2 separate regions of the Mus musculus genome follow, and region 1 is linked to region 2. The links are chromatin loops, found by intact Hi-C in ENCODE. Cell type or tissue: left cerebral cortex. All regions are shown on one strand. Each heading gives the region's core, and the rest is flanking DNA. Links, peaks and the distances in the headings are about the cores only.

Region 1 (8,098 bases), core at 1,895-6,894, 210 kb before region 2:
CAACACCACTACAGCTCTGCTCTGAGGGCATTCAACACATCTACCACACTCTGTAGATTCATTTCTGTCCCCTGGATTTTGCTATTTGCAGAGAAATCAACTACTTTTGTAAATGTTTGATCTTACACACAATTTTTAAATTGCAGAATTTTTTTCTCTGATCTTTACATCTCTCTTAGTGGGAGAAATAAGTATATATGTTGTGAATTAAGTTATTCTTTCAGAGAGCAAACAACTTGACCTTCTTAAATGAACACAGATTCCACAGACCATTTAGGAGGGTGAACAGAAATACCTCAACTTACTTATTTTAAAAGCAACAAAGATATAACATTAGTCATTCATAATTAGTTGTAAATTTCCTAACTAAAAAAAGTGAAAGCAATTTTAATTTTATTTTTATTCTATTAAACATAGCCACAATATAATCACTTCAACATATAAAAGCAGACTTTTATGCTCTGCTAAGCTTTTAAAATCCGGTGCATATATCACACTTTTAGCATGTCATTTTGAACTAGCCACAAGTAAAGCCATCAATGACTACATGTGGCTAGTGGCTGCTGTATTGGATAGCATAGCTCAGAAGTTATTACTTTAAGGTTAGACATATCGACTTTTAATAAGCAAACTATTAATTCATTGAAAAATGCAAAATCACATCACCTTATCAACAGATCTGATTAACATACACAGTAAGAGGTCAATGGATCACATTTGTGTTTATAAATGACTTCAAAGATCTGTCTAATCAACACAGAAAACTACAGAACTTGTAGCAGAAATGGATTAAACACTGAGGAATTTCCCCACCAAAAGGTAGCATCACTTCAACTGTACCAGCAACTCATAGTTTGCAAATTATTTGAATTTATCTCTAAATCTTACTCATTTCATAAGCCATATAATCAAAAATTTAAAAAGTAACATATATGATAAAACAAACAAAAAATTGCACTAACTAGCTACTTGGGTTCCAGTGAAATTCTTTCTACAATTATAACTTACTCAGTACTTACTAAGAATTTTCAAGTAATTAGGACAACTGCTTAAAACATAAATAATTCCAACAATGCATCCTCCAGAAAACAACTGAAACCAATCGTTTAGCACATAAAATTTACCCTTCAGGCAAGTTACTGAATAAATCAAAAAGAACCGACGATACTCTTGTTTACTGCAGTTACATTTTCTAACACTGCATTTAGCAATTTCTAGATTTGGAAGGTCAGTTCAGATTGCACACAACAGTTCTTTAAGGATGAAAATTTTAGAAATCACTGAAATCTGTGTTGCAAACCAAACTGCCCTACAGACACACAGGCAAAACCAGCCCCATCGCACTGGTCTCAGAAGCACACAATCCTGTACTCAGACGCTCACGATGTGGACATGCTAGCGTGTCGTTTCTCCCCTTTTTATTTAGTTAGTGCACTTTTAGTCTGTGCACTTCAGAAGATAAAAGGAAGAAACACATGAAGCCAGCTCTTTGGGCTGCACATATATTCAGGCAAGATCATTCATCTCAAATCATTATTTTCCCACAACTCACAATCCGAACAACAAAATTTGTTTCTTACCTGCAGTTAGGAGGAGGATCAAGGGTTATCTCTGCTAGCTCCTTCTGAATTCTGTTAGTGAAATGAGAACAAACAAAAAGGATCTGAGGTAGTCTACAGAATAAGCGGGGAATCACACTGCCCTCTACCACCATGCAGTTAAATGCAAGGCTGGCTTTGCCTTCAGTAATGCTAACATGGCTGCTTCCTCTTTGTTCTCAGAGGCATAACCCAAATCCCTTAGCACAAACTTTGCAGCTCTTTTTCTCACGCACAAGTGTAAGTAAGTGTGCCATTCACACCTGATTTGGGAAATAGCCCCTTCTGACTGCTCAGTGAAGGATAGACAATCTATTTAAAAACATTTTTTACCAAAGAAATTCTCTTTTCAAGCTTATATGCAAATGAGACAAAAGGGGAGGAGGGAAAACAGCAGAGAATTTGACAATGACTTCAAGTCACTTTTTACTGAGCTAAAAATTAATAGACTGCTACAAGAGCACATTAATGGTTCTGGCAATATTTTAGCTGCCAGAAAAGTTTAAAATGTATAAATATCTCTGCCAATGAAAATTTCAAACTGGAAGTCAACAGAAGTCATATGAGCTATGAGTGTCTTCTCTGATTTTAGATACACCTTTAAGGGTCAATAAACCTGCAGTAGGGAAGACAGATAAATATGTAGGCTGAAGTATAAGCAAAAGTCAACTGGCTGGTTTTCTTCAAATTCAGGGCATTTTTCAAAACTGAGAGCGTGCTTAATACGTTCCTCCAGGAGAGTGCAACAAACTGGACACTTCAGATTATTTCAAAGGCTGTTCCTGGTTAATAAAATACTCTAAAGCTGCTAGCACTTCAGCGATGGTTTAGATCCAGACAAAAAGTTTGAATCACAATAAAAATGTAACATATGATCAGTCTTTACATTTTTCTTCCTCCATTTATGTCCAATAAAAACCAATGAAACACCTGTCCTGGGTAAGGCAGGCACATTTCACCTTAATCACTAGTTTCTCTAGGTATCCCAACACTGCTACCACTTGGAGCCCCATTGACAGGATCTGTTCAGTCACCACAGAAAATAGAAGTCAACAGAGAAGAACTGATCTCTCACTTGGACTCAGAAATGTTCCCCCTGTTGTTAACCTGCCAAGCTCATCCACAATGCTGGAGCTACGCAGAGGAAGGCCGAGGGTGTTTTCAGTCACTGGGTGACACCTAAACTGTAACAGCTACTTCCGAGTTGTATCTGCCCTCACGAGGAGGTGGGATAGCAGTAACTCACTCAGTCACACCTGTGCCACATGATTTAAAGTCCTCTTCTTACAGATTGTAAGCCAATTTAAAGCACACATTAAGAACTGCTTCCCACTAGAGCCAAGCCTGGAGTTTACCAATTTTCTGGTAAATATTGTTATTTCTGACAATTCCGTTTTCTGGAGAGAAGCTCTGCTGATCTCTAGAACTGTCAACTTCACTCACACATGACTCACAGAAGGAAACCTCTCCTACAAGCCATTTCACTGGGACTCACCAGATTTCCCTTGCCAAGCCCTTCATCTGTCAGAATGAGTGCCCAGCTCTTCTTGAGGCCATCCTCGAGTCACCACAGCACAGAACAAAGTCTGCTGGCTTTAGAGTCGATAGTTGCAGGGAAACTGCGTGGCTATACCACACACAGAATGACAGCCCACTCAAGTTCACATACGTTTGATGGAGAACTATTTCTGAACTATTGCCACTGAAGTTAAGCCAGCAAAAGCCACCAATGGGAAGGGGACCTGACCGTGTGAGTCCTCCCCTTGTAGACATTACCTTTTAGCACTAGTGGATAACTTAGCAGTCGTTTTGCTAGAGAGTTTGGTGTTTTTCTTCTGCTGGGTGGCAGAAGGTTTTCTTTCTTCCTGTTCCTCGGGCTCTGGAGCGGCAGGGTCTCGCTGATCTGCATCTGAACTGCCACTGCTGGTGCTAGGGCTCTCATCATCCGACCTTTGCCTGTCACTGGACATCTTGGTGAACTTATCTCTGGGAAAACTTCTAAGGAGAGAAGAGACCCATGGAGAAACATTAGATCTTTAAAAAAAAATAGCAGCATGCACTTCTCAATAAGCACCTTTGAGAGTATTTTATTGAAAAGGATTCGAAAGTCCCTGTACTTAGGGTGCAGCACGTTACAGGGAATCTGATACGTATCATAATTTATAATGCAGGCGTTGAGGGATTTACCAAAATGCAAGTTGGAAAACCCACTCACATTTTTTTCCCATCCCTTGGACAATCTATCAATTGTCTACTTTCTCAGAAGGCATGAAACAGATTTGCCAGGGAACTTGGGCAACGGGCATTAATAACATATGACAACTGTAAATAACAGATCTCGCCGAGAATGTTCAGAAGTCACTAATACCGTCTAAATATTTACAGGCTGACACCGGTCTGAGCGATCAAATCCTCCTTCCCAGAGGAAAAACATACCCCGTTAGTCGCCCATATGCTTATTTACGGTGACGGGGTCCTCCCGTGCGCACCGAAAGCCTTTGAACACAGCACTCGAATTTAAAAAAAAAAAAAAAATCAACTGGCAGCCGCCCCACAGCCGTCCCCACGGCCGGCGGCGAGGATTCACCGGGCCGAGCCCGAGCTGCCACCCGGGGAAGGGCAGGCTCCAAACTGCACCTTCTGCAAAGCTCCCGGTGCCATCGACGTTCCCCGCTCAATTCCTCCCTCACCGACCGACATTTTGTTATTTTAAAAAAAAAAAAAAAAATCCGCAAAGCGGCCAAAACCCCGAGGGCAAAACAAACAAACAAACAAAAGCCCTCCCCCACCCCCCACCCCCAGAAGTGCAACAAATTGGCGCGGCCCGCCCCGGGGCGAGCACTGGGCCACGCAGCTCCGCGGTCCTTTGTGGGGAGGGCCGCGCAGGGGACCGCGCCACTGCGCCCGCCCGCCGGGGGATGCGGGACCCGCCGCCCCGCGCCGCTGACTGACTAGCGCGGCGGACTGAGGAGCGCGGCGCCCGGCGCGAACAAAGCTGCCGCCCCCGCCCCCGCCGCCCCCCACGCGGGCCCCGGCCCCGCCGCCTTACCTCGGCCGCCCGCCCGGCCCGCTCGTGCGCCGCTACGCTGTGGGGGAGGGAGAGCGCCGAGGAACCTTCCTTGAGGAAATGGAGGCAGCCTGGGGGGGGCACCGGGGGGGCGGGAAAAGAAGCCGCCGCCGAGGCTCCGGCCCGGGAGTGTGGAACATCGAAAGTCGCAGGCGGCCGTGCAGTGCCGCGCTGCGGCCGGAGGGTGGCGCCGCCCCGCGCTCCGGGAGCCACGGTGGGGTGGGCGCTCTGCCGGCCGAAGGCGAAGGCGCAGGGACGCGGGAGCCCCCCGCGCGCTCAGCCTCCCGCCGCTGCGCTCGGCTCGGCTCGGCTCGGCTCCTCCCGGTCGCGCAGTCAGCAAGTTCCGAGCGAGCGGGCGGGCGGGGGAGGGGCGGGCGCGGCGGCGCGCGTGCTCGCTGCTTGCCTGGCGGAGGGGGCGCGAGCGGCTCCCGCGCGCCCCCGCGCGAGCGCGCTCCCGCTGCGCCTTCTTTTTTTTTTTTTTTCCGCCGGGTGGGGGGTGGCGGGCGGGGGGTGGCGGAGGTTGGGGAGCTGGGGGGCGGGGGGGCAGATGCGCACGCGTCCGCCCGCGCGCGGCCGGGACAAAGAGCGCGGCGGGGACCGGCGGGCTGGCCCCTGCGCCCTTGGCCGCCGAGCTCGTACTGGAAGAGGAGGACGAGGAGGCGGGGGCGGGGGCGCGGTCTCGCGGGGCCGCGGGTGGCTTCCGGCCTGAGCCCGCCTCCGGGCCGACGCTGCCCAGTGGACTACCCGCCCCTGAGGTTAGGGGCCGGCGGTTACCCCGGGAATCCCGTACCTGAGCGAGAACCCTGGCGCGTGACTGGGGCTTCCCCGGTGCCCCGAGAGGCAGGCGATGAATGGTGTTATTGAGGAGGCCAGGCACGCAGGCAAAGGAAAGCTGCTTCTGGCCCCTCTGAGCTGAAGGAAGTAGCAAGGTAGAGTCCTGGGCTTCTGAGCGAGGTGAATAGGATTTTGAGACCAGGGGACCTACCTCGGCTAATCTCTGGCTCCCGTCCTGCAATGGCGCTGCCAAAAGGGGACTGCCCTCTGGACGCTTTGGAAACTTACAAAATCCCAAACTGTGTTTTAAATGTCCCGCTCAAGATGTAAAAAGTGGAGTGAGGAAGTTTAGGGGCAATAACCCGATGTGTCTGGCGGCGGGCTCTGCTTTGCGAGAGAGAGAGAGAGAGAGAGAGAGAGAGAGAGAGAGAGAGAGAGAGAGAGAGAGAGAGAGAGAGAGAGAGAGAGACCACTTCTGGATAGAGAAGCCATGGAGGGACTGACTCTATATGACACTGTCCTCATTAAAAGTTTTAGATAGGAATCAGGAAGGTTGCTGGTTTACTCCTGCCTTGCTTTTTGCGGAATCTTCCAAGTGGAGTCCAGTTTTGCCCCAAGCACAAAATAGACAGAAGTCCAGAAACTTCCTGTTTGCCGCTCCTGAGACCATGTTCCAGTGATGGAACCTCGAAGGAATTTGTGCATTCCTCTCTCAAGAGTGTTCAGGGCCAGGGGTCCTGGGAGGAGGAGTTCACAGAAGAAACTAGAATGGCGGAGCCATAAGACATGAGCCAATGCTCAAGAGAAAGGAAAATGAAAAGAAGTGAGCCAACATACTATTTTTCCTCCAAATAGAAGAGCTTTGGTAAAAAAAAGAAAAAAAAAATACTCGAAACTATAAATAAGTCACATCTGTAACGTTTCAAAGATACAGATTCAGTGAACTTACACAAGCGAGCTATATCCTGGTATATGCTAAGCACATAAACTGCTTCGTGTGTCCAGAGCCGTCTCCTTACTCCCTCCCCGACAAGAGCTCTGCCAAGTGACTGGAAAGAGACCCCATTATTGACATTCACCTGGATGGGGAGAAGGGTGTTCCAGTTTGAACAGAGTCATGTGTGAAGAGGGATAATGGTCTGTTTGTGGATCAATCCCCCAACACTTCGATTTGACAGAATGAAAGGGAGCAGATGGGCAGGGTCTGAATCAGACATCTCCCAACTTTACATTAAGTAACACTCTTAAGTAACTTTACATTAAGTAACAGACACTGCTTGAGTAGCAGGCAGCCAGTGTTGAGTCTGGGCATTGTTGTGGATGCAGCTTGGCTGTGTGTTAAAAGGTGAGAGGCTCAGGGAAATTCAATACCCTAGAAATAGCCTGAAGGCCCAAAGGCTAATTGTTAACAAAAAGTCCATGAATCTTTGGCGAGTTTGGTTTCATGGAGCCCAGATCGATGGAGTATTTGGGAACTACCAAATTCTTAAGCAGTTGGGAATGCACTTGTTCTGCTCAGTGTGTAGTTGGTCAGAAAGCAAATAGATAAAGACTAAGAAATACTGTATTACAGGAGAAAGAAAATGAGATTGGAGAGTGAGAGCAACTGTGTACAAAGTAGAGAGGTGTCCTGTGCTAGGTCCACAGGACCTAGAGAGGTGTCCAAATATGTGACAACCTTTATGTAATAAAAGTTTCTTTAAAGTTAAACAACTGAGTTATTAATGCAGCTCAGAGTTGTGGTGATGGGCTTGAACCAAGACAAGTTATATTAGACTGAGCCTGGAGGGATCTGTAGGCCTGGAGAAAGTATATACAATAAAGAAAACGTTCTTGGTAAAATATCTGAAAACCATTTGGGGATATATAGCTCAATAAAAAAGTGTTTGCCCACATGCTCATGGGCCTGGATTTGATCCCTAACACAGGGCAAAGGGAAAGCAAGAAAAAGAACTTACTAGGCATGTAACAGGTAGTACTTTCCATGTCGTTAAGCTAGGAAGACCATTGAAAGGATCTGTAAGGTTAGAGAAAGAAGCCTCTGCCACTACAAGACTAAGTACTCAGACACACACACACACACACACACACACACACACACCCATTCAGTTTACTAACGGGGCTGGTCAGGTGCTTTTTCTAGCTGTCCTTCAAAGTACCATGATGTTACCTCCCTGACCCAGGAGCAACTCTTTTTTTTTTTTTTTTTTTTTTTTTTTGGGTTTTTGAGATAGGGTTTCTCTGTATAGCCCTGGCTGTCCTGGAACACACTTTGTTGTGTGTTGACTAGGAGCAACTCTTAAATTATGAACTGTTGGTTTGGGTAAGAGCCAGGTGTGGTGGCGCACACCTTTAATCCCAGCACTTGGGAGGCAAAGGCAGGCAGATTTCTGAGTTCGAGGCCAGCCTGGTCTACAGAGTGAATTCCAGGACAGCCAGGGCTACACAGAGAAACCCTGTCTCGAGAAAGTCCTTCCTCACAAGGCACCCTACTTTGTACTTTTTCTATTTGTTTTTGCAATGTCCATGTTTGAAATTAGAGATCATCATGATGAATAACCACTTCCGGTGATATATAAGTTCAAAGTAATACACATTATCCCCTAAAATACATAGCAGTTCCCCTACAAGATGCCCACAAAGTAGTACCAAGAAGCAG
Region 2 (8,098 bases), core at 1,796-6,795:
AAGGGAAAGATTTGCATTTCTAACTAACTAAAAACTGTATAATTTAGCATTTTTTCAGAGTAGAGTTCTAGTCAATAGTAAGTACAACAAAAATATAGCCCATAGAACTAAGGGCTTCTTGAGTGTGTCAGTGAGTGCCAGAAAACACCGAAGAAACAGACCCATCTTATTCTTCTACTTATTTTCAAATTTTGCATATTAACAAAAATATTAATATGAAAACAATGTCTTTAGAAATCTTCATGGGAATGATAGTTTTTAAGACAGTTCTTTCATACAGTGCTAGTGTGATAACTTAGTAGGTAAAGAGCTTGTTGTGTGAGCGTGAGAACTTGAATTTGATCCCTAAAGGACACATGAAATGCTTGCCAATGTGGTACACACTTGAAATCCATCCCTGGGGAGATGGAGACAGGTAGACTTCTGGGGCTTGTTGGCCTGTTCTCCTAGTGACCAACATGTCCTAAAAAGCCAAGGTGGACATCCCCTAAGGTGTTTACTTTTAACCTCCACACACATACATTTACATGATCATGCACAGACACACGCACATATCATGCATGCACAAAATTTGAAAATAATGAAGTACTGTAGTATTTTTTAGAAGTTCTTTGGACATAAGGATCTTATGTTGCAGTTTATGAATGTTAGTGAGAATGTGCCATTCAGAGAATCCATTTCAGTAGATTAACAGAAAATTGAAGACTCGCTATAATTATAAGTTGATCAAAGTAGCAGTCAAATCTGTATGCAGACAATGTGGAGCTGGAGGCTTCCTGTTTTCTGTCAGCAAGGCGACTACCATTTCAGACACTACCCTGCTACCATCTGGCAGACTAAGGCTCTCCAAAAACTAAATGGACTCTTGGTAAAGTCTGGTTTTTGTTGTTGGGATAGGAATTAAATATAAAACTGAAGCGAAGCCCAGCAACAGTATTAGATAAACTCCCTTCTTTCCTCCCTCCCTTCCTCTCTTCTACCTTTTCTCCCTTCATCCTCCTTTCTCCCCTTCCCTTCTTTCTTCCATTTCCCCTGTCTTTCTTGCTATGTTAAGGAGGCAGATTCTCTCTTTCCTGCATAGTGCTGGGGATTGGAACATAAGATGAGGGACGCCAAACTGCTCATTGTTGGGTGAAGTGAGGATAGTTCTATTGGACAAGATAGAGCTCATCATGAGCAGTGAGTCCCAAACAAATCACAACACACAGCAGGTCTCCTGTGGGATCTTTATTGAGAGGGGAAACATAGTCCCTTGAGTGGCTGGCTTTATTAACACCCAATTGTTGTGAAGCCAGAATCTGGCTGTCCATGAATGTGCCTGATTGCCAACAATAACCAAGTCAGAAAATGGAAAACCACAAGAGCAGATATTTCCATAGGAAGAAGCTATGTACAGTGTGAAGTCCTGTTCAAAATGAAAGCTGATATAACAGACAATTCCCAAGCAGGACACACACACATACACACCCCAATGTTGAATGTTGGTATAAAGTTATCTTCCAAATTCCTCTCTAAATATGAGGAAATTCAGTTTAAAAAGCATGGAAGAAGGATGTGGATATTTGTGTATTAGGTGGATATTTGCATATTAGGTTTTAAAGTACATGGCAATCTTATGATAGTGATAAGAATAATATACGGTGACAAGAATAAATGTAAGGTGACCATGCAGGCAAGAGTTCAGCATAAGAAATGAGCTAATAATATTAAAGTCATGTGTTTTACAGTTTTACTTTCTTTTATTATTACTTTACTATTTCTCTTTTCTTGTTTTCTTGCCTCAAGTTTATTTGTGAGAACAGCTTAGGACCCTGGTCATCTACAAACAGTGTGTAGTTAGGCCTGTCACAGCAGTCCTTCTGTCTGCCAGGAGCCTTTTCTATGGGGCATTTACAGGAGACAGGACACCTTTAGGAACCTGAGCTGGAGCTGAAGGGCGTTAGCTGTGGCCTCTGCCTTGGTTTGAACCTTGAGCTTTGGTTGGCAGAGCCTCGGGCCGTGTAACTGTGACTCTGCTTTTCAAGCTTGGGGTGAATGATGAAAGCAAGATGGCTGAGGAATTTAAGCTTGTTGGGCTTGATGGCCTGAGGCTTCACCAGAGTCCTGATGGCCTCTGTGGTGCACCCACTGCCTTTGCCCTGTAGGCCTGCATCTTCTTCAGGCCTTTTTTGTGCTTCTTGGCAAAACAATGTGTTCCTCAGGAACTTGGGGTCAAGGTCAACCCTCTTAAGAGATTCATGTCTTTGTGACCAGGTTTTATGTTTGGTTGGTTGGTTTTTGTTTTTTTGAGACCAGGGTTTCTCTGTACAGCCCTGGATGTTCTGGAACTCACTCTGTAGATCAGGCTGGCCTTGATCTCAAAAATCCACTTGCCTCTGCCTCCCAAGTGCAGGGATCAAAGGTGAGTGCCAGGGTTTCTTGATGCCATTTCTGTGCCATTTGTATGTGACTGGTTGTGTTTGGTGTGCTCCTTGGACTTGGCCATGTCTGCACGGTCAACCATGATTCCCACAACGCCTGGGACCAGAAAAAGAAGAGAAGGCTCTTTTCTATACTTACGTCAGAATCACCAGGTACCATATGAAACCTATTACATAAAAGTTCACGGTTACATGGTAACCATTAATGTGTACAAATTTCACACCTTACAGTCTTATTACATAAATATTAAATAGAATTTTCTTGGATTTACGTATCAAATTAAATTATAATAAGCTAACATAACATAAAACACTTGAAATCTATCATAAAAGGGAACACGCAACAGTTCCCCAATACTCAGAAGATAAGATTGTAGAAGCATTACTTTGTTACACACTGTCCAAATTTTAGGCTCTCTGGCTTTATTTCTTTAGAGAAGATCTGGCAGAGAAACACATGTTTTCAGTTTTGCTCCATGCAAAGATAATCTCCACATTAGAATTCATTATGCGCAATGTATGCAAAATGCAGCGAGCCAACTGACTCACACTTTGGTGTCATGCAAATAAAACCTAAACACAAGAAAGTGTAACATCTAGTAAAATGTGCATGAAGCCACAAAGGCTAAGATAAGAAAATGGATAGCTAAAAAAAGCAATTAGCACATTTACTGAGGGCAACCAGCAGGATTTGGAGATGAGCCATATAAATATAATCTGCTTTTGGCTAAAAGTAATGTTCTATTGGCAAACAGGGGTTCACATTTGCAGGGAAGGTTCTGTATCTGATTAAAAAATGAAAGTGAAAGTTTGTATGAAGATAGATAGAAAAAGACAGCTCTACAAATGTGCCAAAATATGATCTTCTAGTAAAGAAAAAAAATAGGAATGTATATCCTGACTTTCAGACGTTTAAAATGACACGTGTCCTCTTTTAATATTTAGAAAATATTATCCAATCATTCAGCATTTAATAATTTAGATAAGAGACAGGTTTTCTCATAAAAACATAAAGATCGATCATCCTTTCCCTAAATGGTGCCAGGCAGAATATGTGTGTGTAGTTATTTATTGATCTTTTATTCTAAGCTTGGACGTTAGGCTTCTTTTAATCAATGCATCCACAATCGATTTGACTGTTTTGTCCAAGTGACAAATTAGAATTGATTAGGAAACCCGCAGAGCTCAGAGGCTGAGGTCTCTGACGGTAACTGCTATCATGTAGGCAGTGATTACATATAACTAAATGTGTTTGGATTGCTGAGATATAAAACCTATCATGAAATAGAGGATGACTGCTCAAGATTGCATTCTGGAGTGGGGCAAGACAGCCGGGATGGGGGGCCAATGAAGGGTGGTGTGGCTTTCTAAGCATAAGAAAGTCATTCAAAAGAACACTGGGCAAAGACAGTATCTTACACAAAACCAAAAAGGCGTCAGGTTTGTTTCTTTTCCTTGAATGTTTCTGGGTTTATGTTTCTTGCCTCCTTTGATAATAATTAAACATGATCACAGCCAAATAACACCACAGAACACATAGAAAAAAAATCCATAGCCATCCCAGAAACTAAGCTATTACTCTTCATTATATGTCTCTTTGCATGAATAACTGATTGCAGATAAATGCTTTTTAATAGACTCAAGGGGCAAAGGTCAGCAAGCCCCAGTGTTACTCGGAAGCCAGTTTGCAAACACACAGACCTGCTCTTTTTTCTGCATAACAAGCCCTAATCTGCTCAGAGCAAACCCACTGAACCCTTTTTGTTCCACATTCCATCTGACAGACATTGCAGTGACCATATGTATCTTTAGTTGAAACCAAAATACATTTTACACATTACTCAACATTTGGCAGCACACCCAGGAAACATTTGTTGTGCATACCCATCTGCCCCTGGCATGCCAGTGAAGGGCAACTGACTCATGTGATCTTTTCAGTCATCTAAGAGGCAGAAAGAAGTGTTGGACCAACACTTCCTGCAGCATAGTAACAATAAAGTGAATAAGCTGTCTCTAGCCGGTATCAGGTAGCACGGGTATCAGGTGCTGTATGACTGCAAATGGAAAAGGCTCATGGTGGGCTTTCCTTTCTGTATTTTGTTTTAATTGACATGGGAGCATATCCAAATGTTTGTTGTTGACGTGTATTTACATGTAGCAGTGTGCAATCTGTGAGCTTTGTGTGGATCGTGACAGCTGGTAATTCATTTCTAGTTTATTAATATTCCCTAGTATACTCTTTGAAATTATTTGTTCACGAGTAATTGAGGATTTGATAACATTCCCAACTTATCTCTGTGTAGTCAATAGGACCCTGAGTTTTAGACTTCCGAGGACTTAGCTGTGTAACCTGCACAAAGGATTTCACCAGCCTGTCCAATGAGCTTCATTAATGAGCACCTCTTAGGGTTACTGAGAAAGCGGAATATCGTAAGCCATGGGAATATAGTTAGCACAATGTCTGTAGGTGTTTGATAAATGTAACCTGTTGTGGTTCGTCCTGTCCATCGCCTAAGTTTTTATTAGAAAATTTGAATTTATAAGAATTAGAGAGGATGAAAGGCATCAAAATGGAAATAGTCAAAAGTGTTCAAATCTGTGAAAATGGAACATCACAGCACTTTCAGTGATGTTACTAGCAGAAGAGAACACATAGCTGGAAATAAATTTCAAAAGCAATTACTAACAGAACATAATCAGGAATTTAAAATATCCTATAAATGGTCAGACTCTAATCCAATCAATTATGGCTTTAAGCTTTAAATACATCATAGATAGTCTGTACTAAGATTTAATTATAAGGCAGTTTTCTGCTGAAATAATGCCCCTAACAGCCTCCTACATCCTACTTTTTATACCTCCAGATTTTAAAACCTGGAAGAATAGAGCATTATAAATATAACTCTGGATGTACCAAACAGCGAAGAAGACATAAGCCACGGGAGTCTCAGGATTATATGAAACAAAATGAAGAAATGCAATTAAAATAATATTATTTTATATTGAATATTGATTTCAGAATTCATTGGGTAGTTGTATATTGTGTTTCCAGAGCAATCCAGAAAGTAGACCTAAATTATGTTATGTGTAAGAAACTCTCAAAACATCGTCAAAGTGTTCCTAAAGAAAAAGGGTCAATTTACTGATATGTTTAAATGCACACTACAAACGTCAAGATTTCAGGAGACAGAATGAGAAGAAGAGCCCCTTTCTGAAAGAAATGTGGCCAAGCCTGACAAAAGCAGCCTACCATTGTGGATGGCAGTACATCTAAGGTCTCTGAGGTTGACTCTGTCAGGCCCAATGTCACTGGTCACTCTAGCAGGTGTCAGACGGTCCAAAGGGTGCGCATTCCGAAGCTGTTTGCACATCAGGTTGTTGAATGCTAGCCTGTATTCGTCTTTACTCATCCATCTCCTGCTCACGGGGACAACATTAGCTTCAGAATTCACCTTTCCATTTTCCTGGGGAACCCCGATGCTTACAGAAGTAAAATGCCAGTCTCTCATGCTAGGGGACACTGCTTTTCAAAGGGTGAGTTTCACGTTGTTGTGTGCCTCCCTGTGGTGTTTGCAGCTTCTTAGACATCAAGATGTTTAAAGGAAAAGAACAAAGTGTTGAGCTGAGAAAATTGCAAGGCACAGTTCCTCCCGGTAAAAGAGAAAGAGGCGGGGGCGCAGGGGTTGAAAAGCAAAATCGATCAGTGTGTTTCTGGCAAATATACAAAATGATAATCAGAGCCATATCAAGTTCAAGGGTCTTGTGGTCTTTAAATAATTGTGTTATTTTTCAGTGAATGGTCATCTTATCCCACAGATTAGTATAACCTACCCTAAAGTGTGACATAGAAAAGGCAAGGATCTGACTTAACAAATCAGTCAGGTAACACCCAGCTCTTGCTGACCAGTGAAGAGTATTTGCTTGACAAATTCAGCAGTTATTCATATCCGTCTCTATATGCTCTTTACTTGCGTTCTTACCAGGATTCACTGCAGTGAGCCCCCTGAAGCAAACACTTACGTTGAAAACAAAAGATAAAATAGAAACAAATTCTTTCTGGTTTTCCATCCTGAGCTCGTTATTTTTTCAAAACATTGTTAGCCTAAAATAACCCGTCTAATCTTCAAATGTAGAACCTACAAATAAGACTGTCTGTTTTAGCTTTTGGGATGGGAAAGTACATTTCACCTCATAGTTTTATAGACAATAATGCTTTTTATCAAGGTAACTGTAAGTGGGTAGTTCTGACAGATTCATAGACATTAAACATTTATTGCTATAAAGATGTATTTACTCTTACACAACCTCCTCGGGAGGAGTGAGGATGCTGGTGTGAACATCTGGGTGGATGCCCAAGTCACCGTAGGTCACAGTCTTTCACTTAGGAAATGCTTAGGTTTCCCAAATACCACTAATCCTCAAGCTTGTTTAACATCATAAAATGTGTATTCCATTGCAAATAATACACTATAACTCTAAAGAGGAAGTACAGACCATGTGGTTTAACTTGACCCAAGGATAAAGGTTACCGAGGTTTGTAGAGTTTAATCTGAAAGCTGTTTGGAATATTGATGTTTTTCTTCTCCTACCTTGTGTCACACAGATGAAACCACAAGTAGAACGCTGGTTTGCTATAAAGGTGATTTTTCCAAGAAAGATAGAGGAGCTTATATATTACTAACTGATAATTTCTAAATGTAAAGTTATGCAAGTTCAGGCATTAGTAATTTAGTAATTAAAATCAGCTCGGAGGAAAAACAAACACTTGGGTGTAGCCAGATTTGCTGTTGGACCATTATTACTTCCATATTGGCTTAGGTTAGATCTTGCAACTCGGAGACTCAGATCTTATTGGAAGTACTATGCCAGTAGTTTATTTTCAAAACCACTCATGAGGCACCAATGAGGAAACGTAGGATGCTATCACATAATGCGGTAATAACCAGGCTGCCACTATGGGCAACCATGACTCACACCATTTAGATAAATTTCAGTTTTGTATCTGAGATGAGAGGCTGGAGGTTTCTATCATTGGTTATGGGGCGGCTCCTAAGATGTTTGTCATCTGGTGCCTCTGCTCTCCCTTTCTTTTGCCTGTACTTACCCCCCCCCCCAAAAAAAAGTCCTGATAGTTATGGATCATGTATGCACAATTACAATATACACACATGTATATAATAAGATTCCTAGGCATCAAACCTTGGATTGTACCTTATACTCTATTTCTATTTACAAATTCAGTGGAATATATTGGTTTCAATTCAAGAAATCTCAATGATACCTGTTCAACTTTAACTCAGAACCTCTTTTGTGTCTCCCCTATCCTCTCTGTATTTTGTTTCGGCAAGCATTCATTTATACCCCTAGAACACATTTGTGGATTATCTTTGTAATCAATATCTTATCCTATGGCATGTATTAAAAGTCATTTAATATCATTAATGTTTGTGATTGGGAAAATTAATCTGCTTTTGCTCATTTATAAAGGTTGAATGGTGATTTCCTTTGCCCTGCGATAATATTCAAATCAGTTTTTGCTTGTCTCCTTTTTACATGTGCTTTCTCTTTTTAACTTTCACTTTACCAAATATGGCAAAAATTCATGTTCATTTCTCACATAGCTAGAAAAATCTTTTGCAGTATCTGTGCAAATAATTTCTCCCCGCCTTTCCTAGTGC

The links. A loop is a pair of places that touch in the nucleus more often than their neighbours do. Peaks named below come from ENCODE experiments on the same cell type or tissue, not always from the same donor. Only the 100,000 strongest peaks of a DNase experiment are listed, where the experiment ranks them.
Region 1: it touches region 2 in a loop (10-fold over the local background); 1 of 42 quality-filtered maps calls a loop at or near these places.

Annotation. Positions count from the first base shown.
Region 1 is chr2:78,865,955-78,874,052 of GRCm38, reverse strand. Ube2e3 (ubiquitin-conjugating enzyme E2E 3) reads right to left here and starts at 5,006. Exons shown (of 6, transcript NM_009454.2): 1 at 4,648-5,006; 2 at 3,375-3,596; 3 at 1,581-1,631. The coding sequence starts at 3,568. It overlaps Gm51431 (a long non-coding RNA gene), which reads right to left and starts at 8. Exons shown (of 2, transcript XR_003953862.1): 1 at 1-8. In left cerebral cortex, for the core only: a CTCF peak has its summit at 4,840 (motif pointing right); DNase peaks (open chromatin) are centred at 3,456, 4,015, 4,862, 5,450 and 2 more places; H3K4me3 peaks cover 3,884 bases; H3K27ac peaks cover 2,982 bases.
Region 2 is chr2:78,651,817-78,659,914 of GRCm38, reverse strand. No RefSeq gene overlaps it. Among named protein-coding and RNA genes, the nearest start is that of Gm39865, 95 kb to the left of the region's middle. In left cerebral cortex, for the core only: no CTCF peak of the experiment used is centred there; DNase peaks (open chromatin) are centred at 2,944 and 4,284.